2 separate regions of the Homo sapiens genome follow, and region 1 is linked to region 2. Evidence: chromatin loops called from intact Hi-C (ENCODE). Cell type or tissue: chondrocyte. All regions are shown on one strand. Each heading gives the region's core, and the rest is flanking DNA. Links, peaks and the distances in the headings are about the cores only.

What was found. A loop is a pair of places that touch in the nucleus more often than their neighbours do. Peaks named below come from ENCODE experiments on the same cell type or tissue, not always from the same donor. Only the 100,000 strongest peaks of a DNase experiment are listed, where the experiment ranks them.
Region 1: it touches region 2 in a loop (6-fold over the local background); 4 of 110 quality-filtered maps call a loop at or near these places.

The regions. Positions count from the first base shown.
Region 1 is chr5:140,872,427-140,884,420 of GRCh38, forward strand. The region is part of intron 1 of PCDHA1 (protocadherin alpha 1); the gene reads left to right. The region is part of intron 1 of PCDHA2 (protocadherin alpha 2); the gene reads left to right. The region is part of intron 1 of PCDHA3 (protocadherin alpha 3); the gene reads left to right. All of the region lies in intron 1 of PCDHA4 (protocadherin alpha 4), which reads left to right. It also overlaps PCDHA5, PCDHA6, PCDHA7, PCDHA8, PCDHA9 and PCDHA10, and 5 more genes. RefSeq lists an enhancer at 11,333-11,917. In chondrocyte, for the core only: CTCF peaks have their summits at 2,836 and 3,499 (motif pointing right); a DNase peak (open chromatin) is centred at 3,122.
Region 2 is chr5:140,797,020-140,807,985 of GRCh38, forward strand. All of the region lies in intron 1 of PCDHA1 (protocadherin alpha 1), which reads left to right. It overlaps PCDHA2 (protocadherin alpha 2), which reads left to right. Exons shown (of 4, transcript NM_018905.3): 1 at 1-333. PCDHA3 (protocadherin alpha 3) reads left to right here and starts at 4,038. Exons shown (of 4, transcript NM_018906.3): 1 at 4,038-6,572. The coding sequence starts at 4,179. It overlaps PCDHA4 (protocadherin alpha 4), which reads left to right and starts at 10,049. Exons shown (of 4, transcript NM_018907.4): 1 at 10,049-10,966. The coding sequence starts at 10,169. It also overlaps PCDHA@. In chondrocyte, for the core only: CTCF peaks have their summits at 9,950, 10,278 and 10,631 (motif pointing right); DNase peaks (open chromatin) are centred at 10,302 and 10,588.

The DNA of each region.
Region 1 (11,994 bases), core at 2,087-4,586, 69 kb after region 2:
GGCCTGCCTGGACAACATAGCGAGATCCTGTCTCTATAAAAAATTAAAAAATTAGCCAGACCTAGTGGTGCATGCCTGTAGTCCCAGTTTCTTGGGAGGCTGACATGAGAGGATCCCCTGAACCCAGGGGTTCAGGGCTGCAGTGACCTATCATCGTGAGACCCCCATCTGAAAAAATAATTTTTTTTGCCTGTTCTTGATTTTGTTCCATGAAAAGGCAAGAGATTTGTCAACTATTGGATACTCAAACAAAATGGCATGATTTATGATTCCAAAGGAAACTAGGTAAATAAAATTATTCAAATTATCTAAACTTGCTAAAGACATGCATATAGGGCTATATTATCTATAATATATGCTAGTTGGCATTCTTCCATAAGTTTTTCAGATTCATCTAGCAGAGAAAAAATTAAATATATTAATGTGAGTACCTACTGACAATTATCAGTTTCATTCATCTCACTTTGTAACTGCTCTATCTTGTAATGCCTTATCTCTAATGTTTTTGAAATTTTCTTTCCACGTAGTATCATCCCATCTGAAGATTTGAGCAAAGATCATTTACTTCTGAGTCATTCTTCATATTTAGTTATTCTTACTACACGTAGAGTGGTGGTATTACAGACTTTCTTGAGAATCATATCTAGCTATTTCCCCCCCGTATAGAGGCATAACATACCATTTGGCACAATATTCAAAGAGTCTATGCTGAAGCCTATTCATAGACTTTAGATCGAGAGCTTTTGTATCATAATATTCATTGGCTAAAAACATTCTTTAAGTATTAAAGAGAAGGCAACAATATAAAAATATAAAATATTTCAGACTCAAAAGTGATTAAACCATCATACCACTTATGAAACTTTATAAATATAATAAAGGTGAATATTAGATAGGGCATACATTACTCATCTCCAGATGAAATTTTTGGAATAACTGAAGATCTTTTAAAGACTTGGGAATGTTTTCAGTACAGGTTAAAATTTTGTAAATTATTATTTTATATCACATAAATAACAAATTTGCATTTTAGATAATTCAAATTACTTGGACTGATTTCTGCAAAGTTGTGTCTTTTATACTTAATGCCAAGATTGCATTCTATGGTATAAAATTATAATTTCAATTTATTTTCTAGTTTGGTTGTTTAAGTATTAAGCTAAACTTAGATGTTCCTATTGGCTTAACAATTTGTTTAGGTCAAAGAGTATGTGAGAACTACATAACACACTATTATTATTTGTTTCTTTTTGAGATAGAGTCTTGCTCTATCACCCAGGCTGGTGTGCAGTGGCGCAATCTCAGCTCACTGCAATCTCCACCTCCCATGTTCAAGCAATTCTCCTGCCTCAGCTTTCCGAGAAGCTGGGACTACAGGCATGCACCACCACTCCTGGCTAATTTTTGTATTTTTAGTAGAGATGGGTTTTCACCATGTTGGCCAGGCTGGTCTTGAACTCCTGACCTCAGGTGATCTGCCTGCCTCAGCCTCCCAAAGTGCTGGGATTACAGGTGTAAGTCACTGAGCCCAGCCTATTTTTTAAAATTAAAGTTCCTTAGCATGTATGGTACATTGACCACTTTTGAAAATGAAAAATAGGAAAGAAACTTGGTGATGATATTAGACAATTTAAATAATTAGCCTGATGACATCAAAATTCAAATATGTTTTTAATTACTTAACGTTTTATAGTTTATTTAAGTTATCTTATACTTGTAGAGCCATTCTTGGTTACTCTTTCCTGGTGTTGTAAAGGTGTCATATTTCAGTTGCCTTTATTATTATATGCAGTAGGAATGAATGGCAACAAATTATTGGTTTAAAGATTTTGACTTGAGTATTAATAGACTTACAAAATCTATGTGTACTTGTTCACAATGAGTTGTAGGATCTTATCTGTTTTTTTCTCTTAAAGCTGATCTTGAATTAATGAATAAACTCATGAAAGGTCTTTTGATGCCCCCTTGCATAACAGTCACCATTCTGATTTTCTGAAGAGAAGCATGTCCTAACTACTAAATGACCTGTAGGGGAAGATTTAGAGAAAAAGCAAAAGGTTGATATCAAGTTCACATTCTCTTGACTTTAGTCAATGAGATTAGGCTCCAAAACCCTTTAAGAGATCTTTCGCATTTTAGTGCTCCATTGTTGCTTTGGGATAGTGTGAAATTTGGAGGCTTCAACTAAACATTTTACATTAAAGTGCTTTACTTTTGCTAGAGTAAAACTTTCCAGAATCTATTCCTGAGATTTGTTTTAACATGTTATGGAAATGAGAGCAGTTATGTGAAAAGTTATCACATTCAAGCATCAAGGAACCAAACAATAACGCTCTCCATATTTATGATGAATTCTAACTTTCATCAGATTTATGAATAAGACAATTTATATAAATGAAATATTGTTTGGTATTAGACATATTTTAGTTTCTTATCCTTTGTTAAATACAAATTCCTAACTTTCTCTAAAATCTTACGATGGAGTGCTTGTGAAGGTTAAAAGTTATTGAAACAGCGGAATTGTAAGCTATATAAGGGGAGGGGTGCTGTATATTATTCTGTATATCATTTTCCATGATAAAGTGTAGGTTCTGGCCTACTGTATTTGAAAGATTTCTACTTTGAAGCAGAAAACATTTTTAAGCTACAGCGTAATAAAATTGTTGATGTTTTGTTACTAATATCATGTATATTAACTAAACCCGCATTTATAAATGATCCGTGAAAAATAACCCAAAGTCGAAACATTAGAATTAAGAGTGACCCAGGAAGTGGCTAAACCGAAAAGAACCTCAGGATCTTTCTTGTACTTACATAATCAGTCACATGATGTCGCTCTACACTCAGAAGGTGAAACAGGAAAATTTTTTTCTCCGCACCCACATTCCAATCATTCACGGAATAGGATCGACTCCATAATGACTGTGATGCTGGAAAAAATTTACTAAATATGTACTTACAGAAAAGGGTGACTGCTCATAAAATACCTCAGGCAAGCGATCCCTTAAAACTGATTGTCCCAACTCAGAGGCCCTCATTTTCTGCAATGGTGATTATCGGACCAAGAGGCCCGGGATCCCAGCGTCTGCTGCTCTCGCTTCTGCTCCTTGCAGCCTGGGAGGTGGGGAGCGGCCAGCTCCACTACTCCGTCTACGAGGAGGCCAAACACGGCACCTTCGTGGGCCGCATCGCTCAGGACCTGGGGCTGGAGCTGGCGGAGCTGGTGCCGCGCCTGTTCCGGGTGGCGTCCAAAAGACACGGGGACCTTCTGGAGGTAAATCTGCAGAATGGCATTTTGTTTGTGAATTCTCGGATCGACCGCGAGAAGCTGTGCGGGCGGAGCGCGGAGTGCAGTATCCACCTGGAGGTGATCGTGGACAGGCCGCTGCAGGTTTTCCATGTGGACGTGGAGGTGAAGGACATTAACGACAACCCGCCGGTGTTCAGAGAAAGGGAACAAAAGGTACCTGTTTCTGAATCTGCGCCTCTGGACTCTCATTTTCCTCTAGAGGGCGCTTCTGATGCGGATATCGGCGTAAACTCTCTTTTGACCTATGCGTTAAGTCTAAATGAGAATTTTGAGCTTAAAATAAAAACAAAAAAAGATAAAAGTATATTGCCTGAATTAGTTCTTCGGAAGTTATTGGACAGAGAGCAAACGCCAAAACTCAATTTATTGCTGATGGTAATCGATGGCGGTAAACCAGAACTAACAGGGTCTGTCCAGATTCAAATAACCGTCCTGGATGTGAATGACAATGGTCCGGCGTTTGATAAGCCCAGCTATAAAGTAGTGTTGTCTGAAAATGTCCAAAACGACACAAGAGTGATCCAACTAAATGCTTCCGATCCAGACGAAGGACTTAATGGAGAAATTTCCTATGGGATCAAAATGATTTTGCCAGTGAGTGAGAAATGTATGTTTTCAATAAATCCAGACACAGGTGAAATTAGAATTTATGGTGAACTGGATTTTGAAGAGAATAATGCCTATGAAATTCAGGTTAACGCCATTGATAAAGGGATTCCTTCCATGGCAGGTCACAGCATGGTCCTGGTGGAAGTTCTGGACGTGAATGACAATGTCCCTGAAGTAATGGTTACTTCACTGTCGCTCCCTGTGCAAGAGGATGCTCAGGTGGGTACCGTCATTGCCCTGATTAGCGTGTCGGATCGTGACTCTGGAGCCAATGGACAGGTCATCTGCTCACTGACACCTCATGTTCCCTTCAAGCTGGTGTCCACCTACAAGAATTACTACTCGTTGGTGCTGGACAGCGCCCTGGACCGCGAGAGCGTGTCGGCCTATGAGCTGGTGGTGACTGCGCGGGATGGGGGCTCGCCTTCGCTGTGGGCCACGGCTAGAGTGTCCGTGGAGGTGGCCGACGTGAACGACAATGCGCCTGCGTTCGCGCAGCCCGAGTACACAGTGTTCGTGAAGGAGAACAACCCGCCGGGCTGCCACATCTTCACGGTGTCGGCATGGGACGCGGACGCGCAGAAGAACGCGCTGGTGTCCTACTCGCTGGTGGAGCGGCGGGTGGGCGAGCACGCACTGTCGAGCTACGTGTCGGTGCACGCGGAGAGCGGCAAGGTGTACGCGCTGCAGCCGCTAGACCACGAGGAGCTGGAGCTGCTGCAGTTCCAGGTGAGCGCGCGCGACGCCGGCGTGCCGCCTCTGGGCAGCAACGTGACGCTGCAGGTGTTCGTGCTGGACGAGAACGACAACGCGCCGGCACTGCTGGCGACTCCGGCTGGCAGCGCAGGAGGCGCAGTTAGCGAGTTGGTACCGCGGTCGGTGGGTGCGGGCCACGTGGTGGCGAAAGTGCGCGCGGTGGACGCTGACTCCGGCTATAACGCTTGGCTGTCCTACGAGTTGCAACCGGCGGCGGTCGGCGCGCACATCCCGTTCCACGTGGGGCTGTACACTGGCGAGATCAGCACGACACGCATCCTGGATGAGGCGGACGCTCCGCGCCACCGCCTGCTGGTGCTGGTGAAGGACCACGGTGAGCCCGCGCTGACGTCCACGGCCACGGTGCTGGTGTCGCTGGTGGAGAACGGCCAGGCCCCAAAGACGTCGTCGCGGGCCTCAGTGGGCGCTGTGGATCCCGAAGCGGCTCTGGTGGATATTAACGTGTACCTCATCATCGCCATCTGTGCGGTGTCCAGCCTGCTGGTGCTCACGCTGCTGCTGTACACTGCGCTGCGTTGCTCAGCGCCGCCCACCGTGAGCCGGTGCGCGCCGGGCAAGCCCACGCTGGTGTGCTCCAGCGCCGTGGGGAGTTGGTCTTACTCGCAGCAGAGGAGGCAGAGGGTGTGCTCTGCAGAGAGCCCGCCCAAGACGGACCTCATGGCCTTCAGCCCAAGCCTTCAGCTGTCTCGAGAAGATTGTTTAAATCCTCCCAGTGAAGTAAGTTATTAATATTATTTAGATATATTTGTTTCCTTGAAGAACTTCCGTTTAGGTTATAACTACATTCTCTCATTTTTCTTTATGATTCTATCCTTTAAACTATCGAATGTCTCATCTTTCTTGGTCATTCTTACTCATTTTGAACTTTTATGTATTTGTCTAACATTAATGAAGGAAATATGTAGGTACAATGGAGGCCATGGAGCACCACACTTAATATTTTTCTTTTTCTATAATATTTTATATGACTGATGAACCTTGAAAAAAACAGTATATTAGATTAAAAAGTGGCCAGATGTTTGATAACTTAAAAATTTAATTTGTTCATAATTTCAAGATTACAGGTAAGTTGCAAGAATGGTACAAAGAGTTCCTAGATCCCATTAATGGATTCTTTAACTCTTCCTCACGTGCTTAGGCTTTTAAAATAGCCTTCTTGATCACTATTCTAATTTCAGTACAATCTAGACATTTTCACATTATATTCCAGGTATTATCACAATAATATAAATGATATGTCTGACATATGATGAATGATTTTCTTCATTGCTCACAAAATATCTTCTTTATTTCAAGTAGGAATAGATACTGTACTATTCTTATTTACATGAAATATAATAAAATCATTTCTCAATTTAAAAATATTTAACCATCTGTACGATACAGTACAGTTGGTAACCAACTGTGGCTCAAACCAGTTTCAGATGATCCCAAACTTATCATAGTATACCACTGCCCTGTGCCTATTACCAAGTGAATCTTCTAATGTGCATTTTACATATTTTAACTTTCTATTTCTACAAAAATATCCAGAGGCTTCTCTTTAACCAGGGAATAAAGTCTTACATACCCCAGCCTGGTAGTAAAGGCATTAAAATTTCCAGCCTTATATCTACTTTCTTACATATCTTTAGTTTAGGATCTGGAATATAGTATATGTTCAATCACTTTTTAAAAACATATGGGGGTCTTGCTATGTTGCACAGGCTGGACTAGAACTTCTGGGTTCAACTGATCCTCCATTTCAGCCTTTCAAGTAGCTGAGACTACAGGCAGGCTCCACCACTCCCAGCTTCAATCAATAATTTTAAATAAATATATGGTATTGAAATGTATTACCTGGACATTCCCCTCTATCTTAGAAATGAGAGTATGCCCTAGAAATCAGATAATGTTTTATTGAAGAGTGTCTTGAAAGATAGACAACATTTTACCAAGAAAGTGTTAAGAGAGATAAGTAGGAACAACTGCACAGTATATGGTGTAATTGAAGGATTAGAGCAGGGGAGATTGTGAAGGCAGGAAAGCTATTTCTTTTTTAATAAATTAGGTATCAAGTAATGGAGACTTAAATTATGGCAGTAGAAATGAATTGAAAAAGACATATACAAGAGGCACTGGCAAAGTAGAAGCAGCCAGATAATGACAGACTCAATACAAATGATAAGAGAAAAACAAAAGTAGAAGTTGACTCTCACTTTTTTAGTTTGTTCAGCTGAGAAGATGACATTGCCATTAACCAACCTGCAGAACAAGGTTGGAGAAACAGTTTGTGTGTATTTGAGCAGGTAGGGAATGGAGATGAACATTTAAGAAAATGTTACTTTGAAGTCCTAAGAGAATACCGTTGTGATTGGAAATATGGGTCTGGATCTCAGAAGAGATTATTGATATAGATTTTGGGAACAACTCCTTTAGAGAAAAAAATAATCCATGAAAGAATAAAATTGCCAAGACAGACATTGAAAAGTGAAAAACAATGTGTCCAGGTACTTAGGTGGGTAAGTGTGTCGCTTCCTGTGGCTGCTATAACAAACGAACACAAACTGGGTGCTGTAAAACAGCAAAAGTTTATTATTTCTCAGTATTGGAGACCAGAAGTCCAAAATCAAGGTGTTGTCAAGGCTATACTCTCTTTGGAGGCCCCAGGGAAGAATCTGGTTTTTGTTTCTTCCAGTTTCTATTGGCTGTTGGTGTTCCCTGGCTTGTGGCTGTACCACTCCCATCTCAGCCTTCTCAGCTTTCATGGTCACATTGCCTCCTCCTCTCCATGTCTCTCTCTATGTGTTGGTTTTACAAAGGTACATGTGATTGTATTTAGGGCCCATCTGGATAATCCAGGATAAACTCCTTTCAAGATCCTTAACTTAATCATATTATTCACCATATAAAGTAAAATCCACAAGTTCCAGGGATTAAGATGTGGGCATAACTTTTTGGGGACCACAATTCAACCTATTATAGTAGGCTTAAAATCATAGAAGGATAGACAACAGGAAGCTGAAATAAAGCTCAAAGTGCAATATATCAAGTATATGTTAGAAGTTAAACATGAAGGGAAAAAGATAAACAGAAGAGGTTTTCCACCAGAAGTAGAACATTTAAATTAGTGTATGTGCGTGTGTGTATGTATACATATTTTAGTTAAAGAAGTTTGACTATCTTCATAGTGTGAGTGAAAGAAACAAGTAAAAAATAAGATACTAAAAATAAGACAGGCAGCAGGTGAATTTAGATGAAAACCATGAGAGAATAGAAAATAATTTTTAAGAGCATATGGTTGACCTTAAAAGCGGGAACAGTTTTTCCTTACAACTAGTAGAAAATGAAAACAGATAATATAAGGAAAAATGACACAAGAAGAGAGCAATTGAATTTCTGTTTGGTCACATCTCTCAATGTGTGAATCATCTGAAAGTGAACTGATGGAAATGAGGTTGAGAATTTGAGAAGAGAGGAAAGAGAATATGGAAGAATCTCTGTAAGCAAGAGGGAGGAGTTAATTATCAATTCACTTGAGAGCCCAACTGAGGTAAAGGTGAGAGTAAATTTGAAGAGAATAGTCATGGTTAAGTGACAATGTTGAGCAGCTTAATAGGAAGCATAGAGAAAATGGATTGTCAGTGTAACTGCGTGTTGGAGGCTAAAAAGAATGTTAGAGGAGTAATATAAATAGGTGAATGACTCTAGAGTGTCTGGAAGGGCATATTTTAAATGGTTGACTATGTAGTCTAATTATGTGAAGAGGTAAATAAAGAAATGTAGGGCCAGATAGAAAGAATTAGAAGAGAAATACTATGTTAGTAAAAGTAATGGAGCAGGAGAGGATGATGAGGGTAAGAGAATACCAAATACTCTGCCTAAATTTTCAGAGGAGAGCAGAGCTATGGAAATAAACCCAACAGTCATTTCCTATAGAGTTGTGCACAGAACAGGCCAGATAATTATTGGAGCTATGATATATTTTTCATTACACCATTTGGCCTGGGATTTTGTGGCTTGGTAGAGATAGTTATAACAATAGATAAAAGTAAGATCCTCTTCCTCTTTTCCTTGCTAAAGATATGTTAACATCTTTGTCTAGCTGTTGTTTCTTGGAAAATTAAAGTCAATTTAAATGACGGCAAGGTTTTACTCAGTGATGATGAAGTAAGATGGAGAGAGAAAATGGAAACTTTAACCTCCTGGTTAAATTCTATTTAACCAGGACGCCGATTCGGGCTACAATGCGTGGCTTTCGTATGAATTGCAGCCGGCGGCGGTAAGTTAAATTCTATTAAATCAATAGGATATTAGTTCCAGGCATATTTTATAAAAACAGAATCCAAAACCTTAGAGCATTGTTGTGGCTAAATTATTGTGTTTATGCACATACACACACTCACATACAAAATCCCACACATATTGACTGAACACTTTCTTTTGAATATAAATATCTTATCTACATCTCAAGTCACATTGAGGGAAATTTATTAATATGATGTGCTTATTCAAAATCTGATATATCAGTTACCAATATTTTTCACCTTCACCGATTTTATTCTTATGTGATTGTTATGTTTCCTTTTGGAGTCAATGGCTGTTGTGTGAGGAGGTCTTGAAAAATATTACAGGAAGAGGACAGTACCACAAAAACCTACATGACTATGCAGAACTACCGATCAATTGTCCCAAAACGAGTGTCGAATATTCTTTGTCTTAAAGTTCTGCATGGAATTCTTACACATGGAAAAATAAATTTGTGGCAAAATGAAACTCATCAACCAATTGTCAGCTAATATAAAATGTTGAGCAGAATGCAGTGATTTGCTGTTTCTGGGAAGGTAAACATTTAATCTTCAATTACATATTTGCAGTGAAAATGTCAGGAAATGCAAGGGGCAAAAAAATACTACATCAATGGAAAATATGAAGACTGAGTCATACTTACACTTACACGTTCATGCGCATGGTGTCGCTCTTCACTGAGAACGTTTCCGCGAAGAAAGCCGCCGTTTCTTTCTTCCTGCAGAAAATATAGCAGAAAGCGGAATACCTCTTGCGAATCCTTCCGCACTAGGAAGCCATAAAAATTGGGCCTTGAGAGACAGTTTGAGGTAAGGCGTTGTATATATTGCAGATAGCTCTGAGGTTTTTGGAGTGTACCATGCTGTCTTCCTGGCAAGGAGGCCCAAGACCGCGGCAACTACTGCTCTGGCTTCTGATCCTCGCAGCCTGGGAGACGGGTAGTGGCCAGCTCCACTACTCCGTCCCCGAGGAAGCAAAACACGGCACCTTCGTGGGCCGCATCGCTCAGGACCTGGGGCTGGAGCTGGCGGAGCTGGTGCCGCGCCTGTTCCGGGTGGCGTCCAAAAGACACGGGGACCTTCTGGAGGTAAATCTGCAGAATGGCATTTTGTTTGTGAATTCTCGGATCGACCGCGAGGAGCTGTGTGGGCGGAGCGCGGAGTGCAGCATCCACCTGGAGGTGATCGTGGACAGGCCTCTGCAGGTTTTCCATGTGGAGGTGAAGGTGAGGGACATTAACGACAACCCGCCCATATTCCCTGAAAGCAAGAAACGAATAATCATTGCAGAATCTAGACCTCCGGAAACTCGATTTCCACTAGATGGCGCATCCGATGCAGATATTGGAGTAAACTCGGCATTGACCTACCGACTGGATCCCAACGATTATTTCACTTTGGACGCACAAAACAGTCTTGAGCAAATGTCTTCATTATCACTTGTACTGAGGAAAACACTGGACAGAGAGGAAATTCAGGAACATAGTTTATTACTGACAGCCAGTGATGGAGGTAAACCCGAGCTGACTGGCACAGTTCAGCTGCTCATCACGATTCTGGACGTGAATGACAACGCCCCGGAATTTTACCAATCCGTTTATAAAGTGACGGTGTTAGAGAACGCCTTCAATGGAACATTAGTGATCAAGCTAAATGCCACAGATCCTGATGATGGTACAAATGGAGATATAGTTTACTCATTTAGAAGGCCTGTATGGCCTGCAGTGGTATATGCATTTACCATAAATCCGAACAATGGAGAAATTAGGACAAAAGGCAAACTAGATTTCGAAGAAAAGAAATTATATGAAATATCCGTGGAGGCAGTTGACAAAGGAAATATTCCAATGGCGGGTCATTGTACCCTTTTGGTGGAAGTACTAGATGTAAATGATAACGCCCCAGAGGTTACCATCACTTCTTTGTCACTCCCCATCAGAGAAGACACTCAGCCTAGCGCCATTATTGCCCTAATCAGTGTGTCCGATCGTGACTCTGGCTCAAATGGACAGGTCACCTGCACCTTGACGCCGCATGTCCCCTTCAAGCTGGTGTCCACCTACAAGAACTACTACTCATTAGTGCTGGACAGCGCCCTGGACCGCGAGAGCGTATCAGCCTATGAACTGGTGGTGACCGCGCGGGACGGGGGCTCGCCTTCGCTGTGGGCCACGGCCAGCGTGTCGGTGGGGGTGGCCGACGTGAACGACAACGCGCCGGCGTTCGCGCAGCCCGAGTACACGGTGTTCGTGAAGGAAAACAATCCGCCGGGCTGCCACATCTTCACGGTGTCTGCTCAGGACGCGGACGCACAGGAGAACGCGCTGGTCTCCTACTCGCTGGTGGAGCGGCGGGTGGGCGAGCGTGCGCTGTCGAGCTACGTGTCGGTGCACGCGGAGAGCGGCAAGGTGTACGCGCTGCAGCCGTTGGACCACGAGGAGCTGGAGCTGTTGCAGTTCCAGGTGAGCGCGCGCGACTCTGGCGTGCCGCCTCTGGGCAGCAACGTGACGCTGCAGGTGTTCGTGCTGGACGAGAACGACAACGCTCCGGCGCTGCTGACGCCCGGGGCTGGCAGCGCGGGAGGCACAGTGAGCGAGCTGATGCCGCGGTCGGTGGGTGCAGGCCACGTGGTGGCGAAGGTGCGCGCGGTGGACGCCGATTCGGGCTACAATGCGTGGCTTTCGTATGAATTGCAGCTGGCGGCGGTCGGCGCGCGCATCCCGTTCCGCGTGGGGCTGTACACTGGCGAGATCAGCACGACGCGCCCTCTGGACGAGGTGGACGCGCCGCACCACCGCCTTCTGGTGCTGGTGAAGGACCACGGTGAGCCCGCGCTGACGGCCACGGCAACGGTGCTGTTGTCGCTGGTGGAGAGCGGCCAAGCGCCACAGGCTTCGTCGAGGGCGTCGGCAGGCGCTGTGGGTCCAGAAGCGGCGCTGGTGGATGTCAATGTTTACTTGATCATTGCCATCTGCGCGGTGTCCAGCCTGTTGGTGCTCACGTTGCTGCTGT
Region 2 (10,966 bases), core at 8,467-10,966:
GCCGCGGGCTCAGAGGCTACGCTGGTGGATGTCAACGTGTACCTGATCATCGCCATCTGCGCGGTATCCAGCCTGTTGGTGCTCACGGTGCTGCTGTACACTGCGCTGCGGTGCTCGGTGCCACCCACCGAGGGTGCGCGCGCGCCAGGAAAGCCCACGCTGGTGTGCTCCAGCGCCGTGGGGAGCTGGTCTTACTCGCAGCAGAGGCGGCAGAGGGTGTGCTCTGGGGAGGACCCCCCCAAGACGGACCTCATGGCCTTCAGCCCTAGCTTATCTCAAGGTCCAGACTCCGCAGAAGAGAAACAGCTCTCAGAATCAGAATACGTAGGAAAGGTGAGTCTTTTACTTTTTCTTGCCAATTCTAAAATTGTTCTTTTTAAAAAATTCTATATGATTTCTACTAGTTATTTAGATTCATAGTTCTTCATTTATTTTATATCATCCTACCGTGCGATTTTGAATATGAATTAGAGATCAATTTATTGCATTTACTGAACAATTTATTTAAACAATCTACATAACTGTTTTCTTATTTTTACATTTTGGCACTTCCATCATTAAGTCATAAGTAATAGACCATGAAACACTGAAAAACACCTCAGCAAAATTTGTAAATTAAACATTTCCCATAAATATTTTCTCTCTTAAAAATTGAAAATCACAATCGGAAGAAATTAAAGAATTTGATTATATAATACGTATTTTCAACTGACACTGTCTATCCAATCTGTCGGATAGTGTTTGGAATAACCTATATCCTGGACATTTCTTAGATTGTTCTTTGGATCAACAATGCCCTTGTCTATGCAATAGTTAATAAGCTACATTTTTTTTTTGTTTGTTTGTTTTTGTTGAGACAGTCTTGCTCTGTCACCTAGGCTGGAGTGCAGTGGTGTGATCTCAGCTCACTATAACCTCTGCCACCCGGGTTCAAGTGATTGTCTTGCCTCAGCCTCCTTAGTAACTGGGATTACAGGCGCCCACCACCACGCCCGGCTATTTTCTTTTTTAAATTTTTTATTTTTAGTAGAGACGGGGTTGGTCTCAACTAAATGTTGGCCAGGCTGGTCTCAAACTCCTGGCCTCAAGTGATCCACCCTCCTAGGCCTCCCAAAGTGCTGGGATTACAGGAGTGAGCCACTGCACCTGGTCTTTTTATTTGTATTTGAAAGCAGCCTGAGTGGATATTTTAACACCAGAATTTCCAAAAGTATGTAGCACAGGTTGTTACAACAAAATGACAGCACTTAGGAATAACTGCTAATCTTAAGTATGTTTTTTATAAGTAAAATAACCCATTATTTGGTATAAAGATTTCACACTGATAACATTTTTGAGTTATCAGGCAAAAATAGAGAGTATTGAGAAAAGAGACCCTCTCAATTTTGTTTAATTTGAAAATATTAACATTTAAAAATCACACTGGGGTTTTTCAGGTGGTGGGACTTTTTCTTCATTTAAGTGGAGACTACCCAGTCTTTATGTTAATGGTTGATAAATCATCCTTTCAGTATCATTATCATTAGGCCAATGTGTGCAGGCCTCCCACTGCAGAGATTGACTACTTTTTTCTGGCATCTAATTCTATGCGTGGGAATACATTTTCCATTAATGTGAGCTCACTCAATTTTACCTGGAAGCATCCATATTCCTAATGAAATTGGAATTTTTCCAAAAGATGAGGCCTGGTCTTGGATGACTACATTTTCACTTGAAACATTTATTTTGGGTAATTATAACACTGAACTCGACAAGTAAATGTTACACTTGGAAAGAACTTTTTTAGCTTTTCCAACCAAAGGCAGATGTATTGCAATAAAATAACTGTCTTAAACGGTCCTCTACTATTTAGTTCTTAGTTATTTGCTGTTTATTCTAAATATATGTGCATATTGATAAATCATAGAAATAACTTCCACTAGTGATCTTACCTTTAGCCATTTCATAGTTAGGTCAGAATATCCATTTCCAAGTAATACTTGACCACTATGTTTCTACCATAGGTAAATGATAAGCTTCTAAAATTATATTCACATATATCCAAATCTCCAGGAGTCACAATCTGTTGCTCTATAAGTTTTTTCAAAACATTCTTATTTACATTTTTTCTTGGTTGTCTAAGTGACATCTAGGTGGTAGTAGAAATTATTCACTGATACTTTATCTACAAAATGGCTCAATCTTCTAAACTCATAGTTCCTTTAATATTACCTTTATCTCTTAATAATCAGTATGGAGTCTACTCTGCTATAAATTCTCATGTGACATTCCATTTTGCAATTAGTATAACTCTTAAAGGTACTGAAAAGTGCAGTATTACAATAAGTTGTCAAAGGCATCTCATTACTATGAAGTCCATGAAGTTTAAAAATTTTAAATTTATCTCTTATTTTCAAACTAGCTACCATCTTTAAAAATTCAGCAAAGTGGTAACTGGAATATTAATAGCTATAATTATTTCTTAGGTCCATGCTTTTCAGAAATAATGCTTAAATGTTTACTTACTTCTTCATAATATAGCACAATATAATCATTTAGAAATTATGTAAGTTTGATATTAACAAATATCATTAACTTACATTTTTATTTATCTTGCTTGAAAAAGTTAATTCAAAATATTAATTTATTTATTCATGAAAACAACAATTGATAATTTATCCTATTCTAAATATGAATGATAAAATCTGAGTAAGTTGCAGTCCTGGCTTCCATTTCATGAATACACAGGAAACAAAAGCTGAAATGAAAACTTTTCCCCTAAATATTTAAATCACATGTTTGATTTCATTTTTAAATGGTCTGGGTATAAGCAAAAATTTGTACATTATTTTATTTCTCTAAATTTGACCTCTTTCCATAAATTTTCTTTGCCCCACTTCCAAATGCGGCGAGAATTCATGCTTCTCATTGAATTCACAGATATCTTTAGAATGTTTTATTGCTTAGTGTTAAATATGTTGAGTAAATACTGGCTTATGTTCCTAGGTTACTTTTCTCCCTTCACTGTTTAGTTAAATAATCAATTCTTTCAAGTAACAACTTTTAAAAAAACTGGAATCTAGAAATTCATCAGGAGTGGAGATCATCAAAAACGTAATTACTTTATATTGTTAACATTTTAGTATATACAGGTAAATTCAAATACATAAAGAGTGTGGAAAAATTAAACCTAATATATTCTTAATTGATGTGATGTGAGTGTAACAAATATACAAATCACATTCCCACAATAGGAAACAAATTTCCTGTTTGAATTTCTCTGTAAAGGACCGACTTCTGAAATCTTTATGTAAGTTACAGTCAAGACAGTTGATGAGGCTATAGTTCTTGAAAAAGGGGCATGGGAGGGAATTACAGACATTCTACAAATTTAAAAAACCATAAATGTACATATTTTAAGAAATTAACAGTTGCTGTAATAACATAAAAGTAGATATATGTATGTTTTAATATATACAGCACACACACACTTTTAAATACTTCAACATCTCAATGTTTTGATGATCATAAATCTGAAAGGATCTGATTTTTCTATAAAATGTAACTTGGGTGGTAAAGAGGTTAATGGTAAGTTGTCTTGAATCAGATTGAAATCCCATCGTACCAAGAGATAATATCGTTTTACTTAACCTCTATGTGTTTATAAAAAGCGAATAATATTAAAACTTATTTCAGAGGATTGTGATAATTTAACGGGATAATTCCATTAAGACAAATAGAAAAGTGGCTGTCACATGGGAAATATTTCCAATAGATGTCCACTGTTAAAACAGGAATCACAATATTTTAGTGTATGTCATGAATTAGCACAATTGATAGTGAATTAGTATAAAAGTTCTAAGGAAATATTTAGATAAAATATAAGGACTTTGAGGAGTGACCGAAGGATATTACAATTGAAACTAGAAATTTTGGGAAAGTTCAAACGACATACAAGGAAAAGAAGATACGTTTACATATTTAATACTTACACGTTTAGCCACATGATGTCGCTGTCCACCACAAGGTCTTTCTCCACAAAAGAAATAACAGCGTGCATTACGTATTCAGATACTGCTTTGCTTCATCCTCTCTAAAATTTAACACCGAGGAGTTTAAGAAATGAAGATAAGGAACTCGAATTATTTTTAAACTTTGGATCAATGTAAAGGCAATCTAATATTTGGAAAATACTTGCAATGTTGTTCTCCTGGCGAGAAGATCCTGGAGCCCAGTGCCTGCTGCTTTCTCTTCTGCTCCTCGCAGCCTCGGAGGTGGGGAGCGGCCAGCTCCACTACTCCGTCTCTGAGGAGGCCAAGCATGGCACCTTCGTGGGCCGCATCGCGCAGGACCTGGGGCTGGAGCTGGCGGAGCTGGTGCCGCGCCTGTTCCGGGTGGCGTCCAAAAGACACGGGGACCTTCTGGAGGTAAATCTGCAGAATGGCATTTTGTTTGTGAATTCTCGGATAGACCGCGAGGAACTGTGCGGGCGGAGCGCGGAGTGCAGCATCCACCTGGAGGTGATCGTGGACAGGCCGCTGCAGGTTTTCCATGTGGAGGTGGAAGTGAAGGACATTAATGACAACGCGCCAGTTTTTCCAATGGCTGTAAAGAATCTGTTTATTTCCGAATCCCGACAGCCTGGCTCTCGGTTTTCGCTAGAGGGCGCATCAGATGCAGATATCGGAACAAATTCGTTGTTGACTTACAGTCTTGATTCCACTGAATATTTTACCTTGGACGTTAAAAGAAATGATGAGGAAATTAAATCCCTTGGACTCGTGTTGAAAAAAAATTTAAATCGAGAGGACACTCCTAAGCATTATTTACTAATAACAGCAATTGATGGTGGGAAACCAGAGCTCACTGGCACGACTCAACTAAAGATCACTGTTTTAGATGTAAACGACAACGCCCCAGCGTTTGAGAGGACGATCTATAAAGTCAGATTACTCGAAAATGCACCAAATGGTACCCTAGTGGTGACCGTTAACGCCACCGATTTGGATGAAGGAGTAAATAAGGATATCGCGTATTCTTTCAATACGGACATGTCAGCAGATATTCTGTCAAAATTCCATTTAGATCCAGTCAATGGACAAATCAGTGTAAAGGGTAACATAGATTTCGAGGAAAGTAAGTCATATGAAATCCAGGTAGAAGCCACGGATAAAGGAAATCCCCCAATGTCAGATCACTGCACAGTTCTACTCGAAATTGTGGACATCAATGATAATGTACCTGAGTTAGTTATTCAATCACTATCTTTACCTGTATTAGAAGACTCTCCACTTAGCACAGTCATCGCTCTGATCAGCGTGTCCGACCGCGACTCAGGAGTCAATGGACAGGTCACCTGCTCGCTGACGCCCCACGTCCCCTTCAAGCTGGTGTCCACCTTCAAGAATTACTACTCATTGGTGCTGGACAGCCCTCTGGACCGCGAGAGCGTGTCGGCCTATGAGCTGGTGGTGACTGCTCGGGACGGGGGCTCGCCTTCACTGTGGGCCACGGCCAGCGTGTCCGTGGAGGTGGCCGACGTGAACGACAATGCGCCGGCATTCTCGCAGTCCGAGTACACGGTGTTCGTGAAGGAGAACAACCCGCCGGGCTGCCACATCTTCACGGTGTCTGCGCGGGACGCGGACGCGCAGGAGAACGCCCTGGTGTCCTACTCGCTGGTGGAACGGCGGGTGGGGGAGCGCGCGCTGTCGAGCTACGTGTCGGTACACGCGGAGAGCGGCAAGGTGTACGCGCTGCAGCCGCTGGACCACGAGGAGCTAGAGCTGCTGCAGTTCCAGGTGAGTGCGCGCGATGCGGGCGTGCCGCCTCTGGGCAGCAACGTGACGCTGCAGGTGTTCGTGCTGGACGAGAACGACAACGCGCCGGCACTGCTGATGCCTCGGGTGGGTGGCATCGGTGGCGCAGTGAGCGAGCTGGTGCCGCGGTCAGTGGGTGCGGGCCACGTGGTAGCGAAGGTGCGCGCAGTGGATGCAGACTCAGGCTACAACGCGTGGCTTTCGTATGAGCTGCAGCCTGGGACCGGCGGTGCGCGCATCCCGTTTCGCGTGGGGCTGTACACGGGAGAGATCAGCACGACCCGTGCCCTGGACGAGGTGGACGCCCCGCGCCATCGCCTACTGGTGCTGGTGAAGGACCACGGTGAACCCTCATTGACCGCCACGGCCACTGTGCTGGTGTCGCTGGTGGAGAGTGGCCAGGCACCCAAGGCCTCGTCCCAGGCGTCCGCTGGCGCCACGGGCCCGGAAGCTGCACTGGTGGATGTCAACGTGTACTTGATCGTCGCCATCTGCGCGGTGTCCAGTCTGTTGGTGCTCACACTGCTGCTATATACTGCTCTGCGGTGCTCCGCGCCGCCAACCGAAGGCGACTGTGGGCCGGGCAAGCCCACGCTGGTGTGCTCCAGCGCGGTGGGGAGCTGGTCATACTCGCAGCAGAGGCAGCAGAGGGTGTGCTCTGGAGAGGGGTTGCCCAAGACCGACCTCATGGCTTTTAGCCCTAGCCTTCCTCCTTGTCCAATTAGCCGGGATAGAGAGGAGAAACAGGATGTGGACGTTGATCTCTCAGCCAAAGTGAGTAATTTTTATTTATTCTTTCCAAAATGTCTTTGTTTTTCATTCCTCAATGTTTCCACTCCTCTGGAAATACATTAATAGTTAAGTATGAATTATGTGATTCATAATTAGACTTTTCCAGTTTTGTGGTTTTGTGGTTAAAACGGTAAGATTTTTGTTGCTAATTTTTGAACCAAATCAGCAGTAAGTTATGATATCCACACTTGTAATTTTGTTTTGTTATTAGGTGCAGTAGTAGAATTATTTTATTGCTAAATGCCTGGGTATAAGACAAATATTTTTTCTTAGATGAATTGCATTATTTAGAGAATCTGACTTCGACTTGTTTTATACTTATCCCTATACAATGCTTCTTCAATATCTTTTGCCACTTTTCATTTGGACTTCCTACTACCTGTTAGTACAAATGTTACTTGCTCATTTTATGAGTTCACCTAATGCTTATAACTCCCTATTGATTATGCTTTTCCACCTTCAGTTTCAAAAATTAGATCATTACACCTGTTGTCTTTTATGGAACCTCTTTTATTCTCTTATTCACTTGTTTGGAGTCTCAATCCTTATTTTTTACTTGAATATGATTCATTTTAGGCCTTGTGCTCTAATTTGGCAATACCGTTTATTGTTTCTTGATTTCCCAGTTGGGAAAAAAATCGAGAATAACAATTGCATTTAGAATTGCATCTTTGTTCATCTTTAGTTTATCACTACTTTATTTAATACTACTTTAATAATACTACTGTATTATATGTTAAAATTTATTACTAATAACTAAAATATCAATATGAAGTGAAAATTTAATAGTTGTATAGTATATTTATATATTCATTTTAAAAGAATGTTTTAAATCTTGTTAAAAATAATTTTCAATCTGAACAATATCTTGAAAATAATTATGGTATCTAATTTTAAAACTATCCCTACTAGCAAAACTTTTTATTCATTAGTGTCTTTTGCATACCATACTAAGGATGCTAATATGAAATAAGTTTGATAAGCCAATGTTATAATGTTATTACTGGTTAACTTCTCTGAATAGCATCCTGCCTATTAATGTGTGCCATGCAATAAGTAGAAAACTCCAAATAACCAGAACCAAATGAAATTGAAGGTAGACTTTTTTCTAATCACTACCCCTACATATTTGGTTATCTCCTCTAGCAATTAGTTGGACTCCCATTTAAGTTTCCCTACCACTGGAGAGAAATAGTAACCAACTGAAACCTGGTTAATACTCATTGACAGTGTGGGAGGTCTAACACGTAAAATAGATATTTTTCTTGACTCCTCTCCTTCCCCTCACTTCCATTTTCTTTATTTCCTTTTTTGGCACTATCCTTTGTTGCTCCCTTGTCCATGAAGTAGTAGCCATAGTGTGTCCATCTCAGGTCAGTATTTTAAAAATTTAGTTCTGTTATCAGCTTCTTGAATATAATAGAGTCAGCCAAAGTACTTGTCTTCCCAGATATGGAACTTCAATCTTCAAATCCAGCTTGCCTCTTGAAACTATTGTCTAACAAGACTCTTGGCAAAGACATTTTGAAGACTTTGGAATTTTCACTTCACAGATGTACTGATGCTATGCCAAATAAATATTGAATAGCTACCAAATAAACATTGTTTTCTATTCTGCTGCATTCCCCATCTGTACATTAAAATACCTGGTAAATGAAAATATTACAAATGAAATGGGTGAAAATGGAATTCTTCCTCCTTTTTTCCAATGTGCTTGATGTCAATGATCATTTTGTAAAAATATAGTTTGGGTCCCCACATAGTGAAAGTACTCTGGTTTCTGTTTGATTCAGAAATTTGGTGGGTTTTTTGTTGTTGTTTTGGTTTTTGTGTGTGTGTGTTTGTGTGAGTGTAGTTCTTCAATAGAGAGGGAGCGTAAAGCTATTTTCACTAGATTGATTTTTTGTTTAGACAAACAGGATGAAAATAACTTTATGGATATAGGAGGCAAGGAAAGTTTTTAAATGGCTACCATTATGTCTTTATATATTAAATTTCTTTATGTAAGAAAATGTATTGTGGTTTATTTATTGGGAAGTCTTCATTCCCCATTAATACCCAGGATGATTCAAAGATCATGATTACCAAGAATTAGAATAAAAATTAAGCTAAAACCCAAGTTTTCAACATTGAACTTGAAATACATCTTAATTGGGGAAATGTCTAGAGACTTTTTTTGTATCTTTAGAAAATCATAGAGGCTATTGAAACACCACATTTTCCCAACTAGATATGCGATCACCTTAAATTAATGCATTTTATTAGGCAATGGAAGGAAGCAAACATTTTCTGCAGGGTAAATATTTAGGAAATATTAGGTAAGTCCCTCTGAGCTATTAAACAATTAAGATACAACTATTCCCTTTAAAATATATATTCCAAAAAAGGACACACATACTCAAATGCTTATAAGAGATAAATTAATGTAATAAATGGCCCACGCGATTCCACCCTGGTGCTGCAGTTTGTAAAAGAAGAAAAAATACCTGTTCAATTGGTTTGATCATGACATTCTTCATGGGTCAGGGAAGTTTTAAGTGGTTATAAAATGGGGTAAATTGGCTTTAGAAGAGTTTAGAAATGATGTGGATTACTTATAGACAGGACAAAATGAACATGCTTGTTTATTAAAAAAAGCTATTGGAAGCAGGAAATATTCAGTTTGGCTAAAATATATAAGCACTATAGGAGAAAATAGAAGCTTAGGCACATTACATACTGGAGAACAAGCAAGTACTTATAAACTGTAAGAGTCAAAATGAGAATACCAGCGTTTCTCATGGGAGCAAATGAGTTCCAATGAATAAAATTATTTGGAATGCTTTTCCATGCAAGCTATTTGCTATAACTTCCTGCTTCCTTGCACTTTCAGCCCTGACATGACTCAAGGAAGACATCTAATTAAATGCTGATGGTCTTTGATCCTTTTATAAAACATCTGCAAATTTCCCTGTCAATAGCTTGTTCTTGGCACCAGAAGTTCCCTAGAGACCAGTCCCCTCAAGTCAACAACACCAGAAATACTAGGGTGAAGAGGGTGTTATCATTAATAAAAAAAAACCCTGGAATTCTTGGGAACACAGGAATCTGTAATGAATTTTTCTAATCAACAGTTTACAGTTACATGTTTACAAAGTGTATAGTTAGGTCTCTGTAATACTTAAAACCTGTGTTGAAAAAATTATTTCTACTGAAGTAAAAGTTGCCCCTATGGCGAAACTAAGGACCACACTCAATCAATCAGTGGTACAATGTGTACCACAGTAGTACAAAATGTATTCCTATTCTCCGAAACGACTGAAATAATAAATAAAACCAAGTAGTTTACAGTAGAGTGTGTGGGGGTTTCCACAATTGCTACTTACGGTTTGGAGCCACATGATGTCGCTCTTTACCACAAAATACATGAGAGAAGGAGGAAGAAGGGAAAATTCCTTCTATTCTTACTGGAAGGAACCATATACACTCTTTGGAGTCTGAAATATGGAGGATGCAGCTGCACTTGACTGACCGATTAAAAGATTTCCCTTGACTTTGAGAAACGATATTTAATCAGAACAAAATACTGTGCACTAAAGATGGAGTTTTCCTGGGGAAGCGGCCAGGAATCCCGGCGTCTGCTGCTCTTACTTCTTCTCCTCGCAGCCTGGGAGGCAGGGAACGGTCAGCTCCACTACTCGGTCTCCGAGGAGGCCAAACACGGCACCTTCGTGGGCCGCATCGCGCAGGACCTGGGACTGGAGCTGGCGGAGCTGGTGCCGCGCCTGTTCCGGGTGGCGTCCAAGGGCCGCGGAGGCCTTCTGGAGGTAAATCTGCAGAATGGCATTTTGTTTGTGAATTCTCGGATCGACCGGGAGGAGCTGTGCCGGCGGAGCGCGGAGTGCAGCATCCACCTGGAGGTGATCGTAGACAGGCCGCTGCAGGTTTTCCATGTGGACGTGGAGGTGAGGGACATTAACGATAACCCGCCGGTGTTCCCAGCAACACAAAAGAACCTGTCCATCGCGGAATCCAGGCCGCTTGACTCTCGGTTTCCACTAGAGGGCGCCTCGGATGCAGATATCGGGGAGAACGCCCTGCTCACTTACAGACTGAGCCCAAATGAATACTTTTCTCTGGAAAAACCACCTGATGACGAGCTGGTAAAAGGTCTTGGGCTTATATTACGGAAATCTTTAGACAGAGAAGAAGCTCCGGAGATTTTTTTAGTGCTCACAGCCACTGATGGAGGCAAACCCGAGTTGACTGGCACCGTTCAGTTACTCATCACAGTACTGGATGCCAATGACAATGCCCCAGCTTTTGACAGAACCATTTATAAGGTGAGATTACTAGAAAATGTTCCTAATGGAACATTGGTAATTAAACTTAACGCC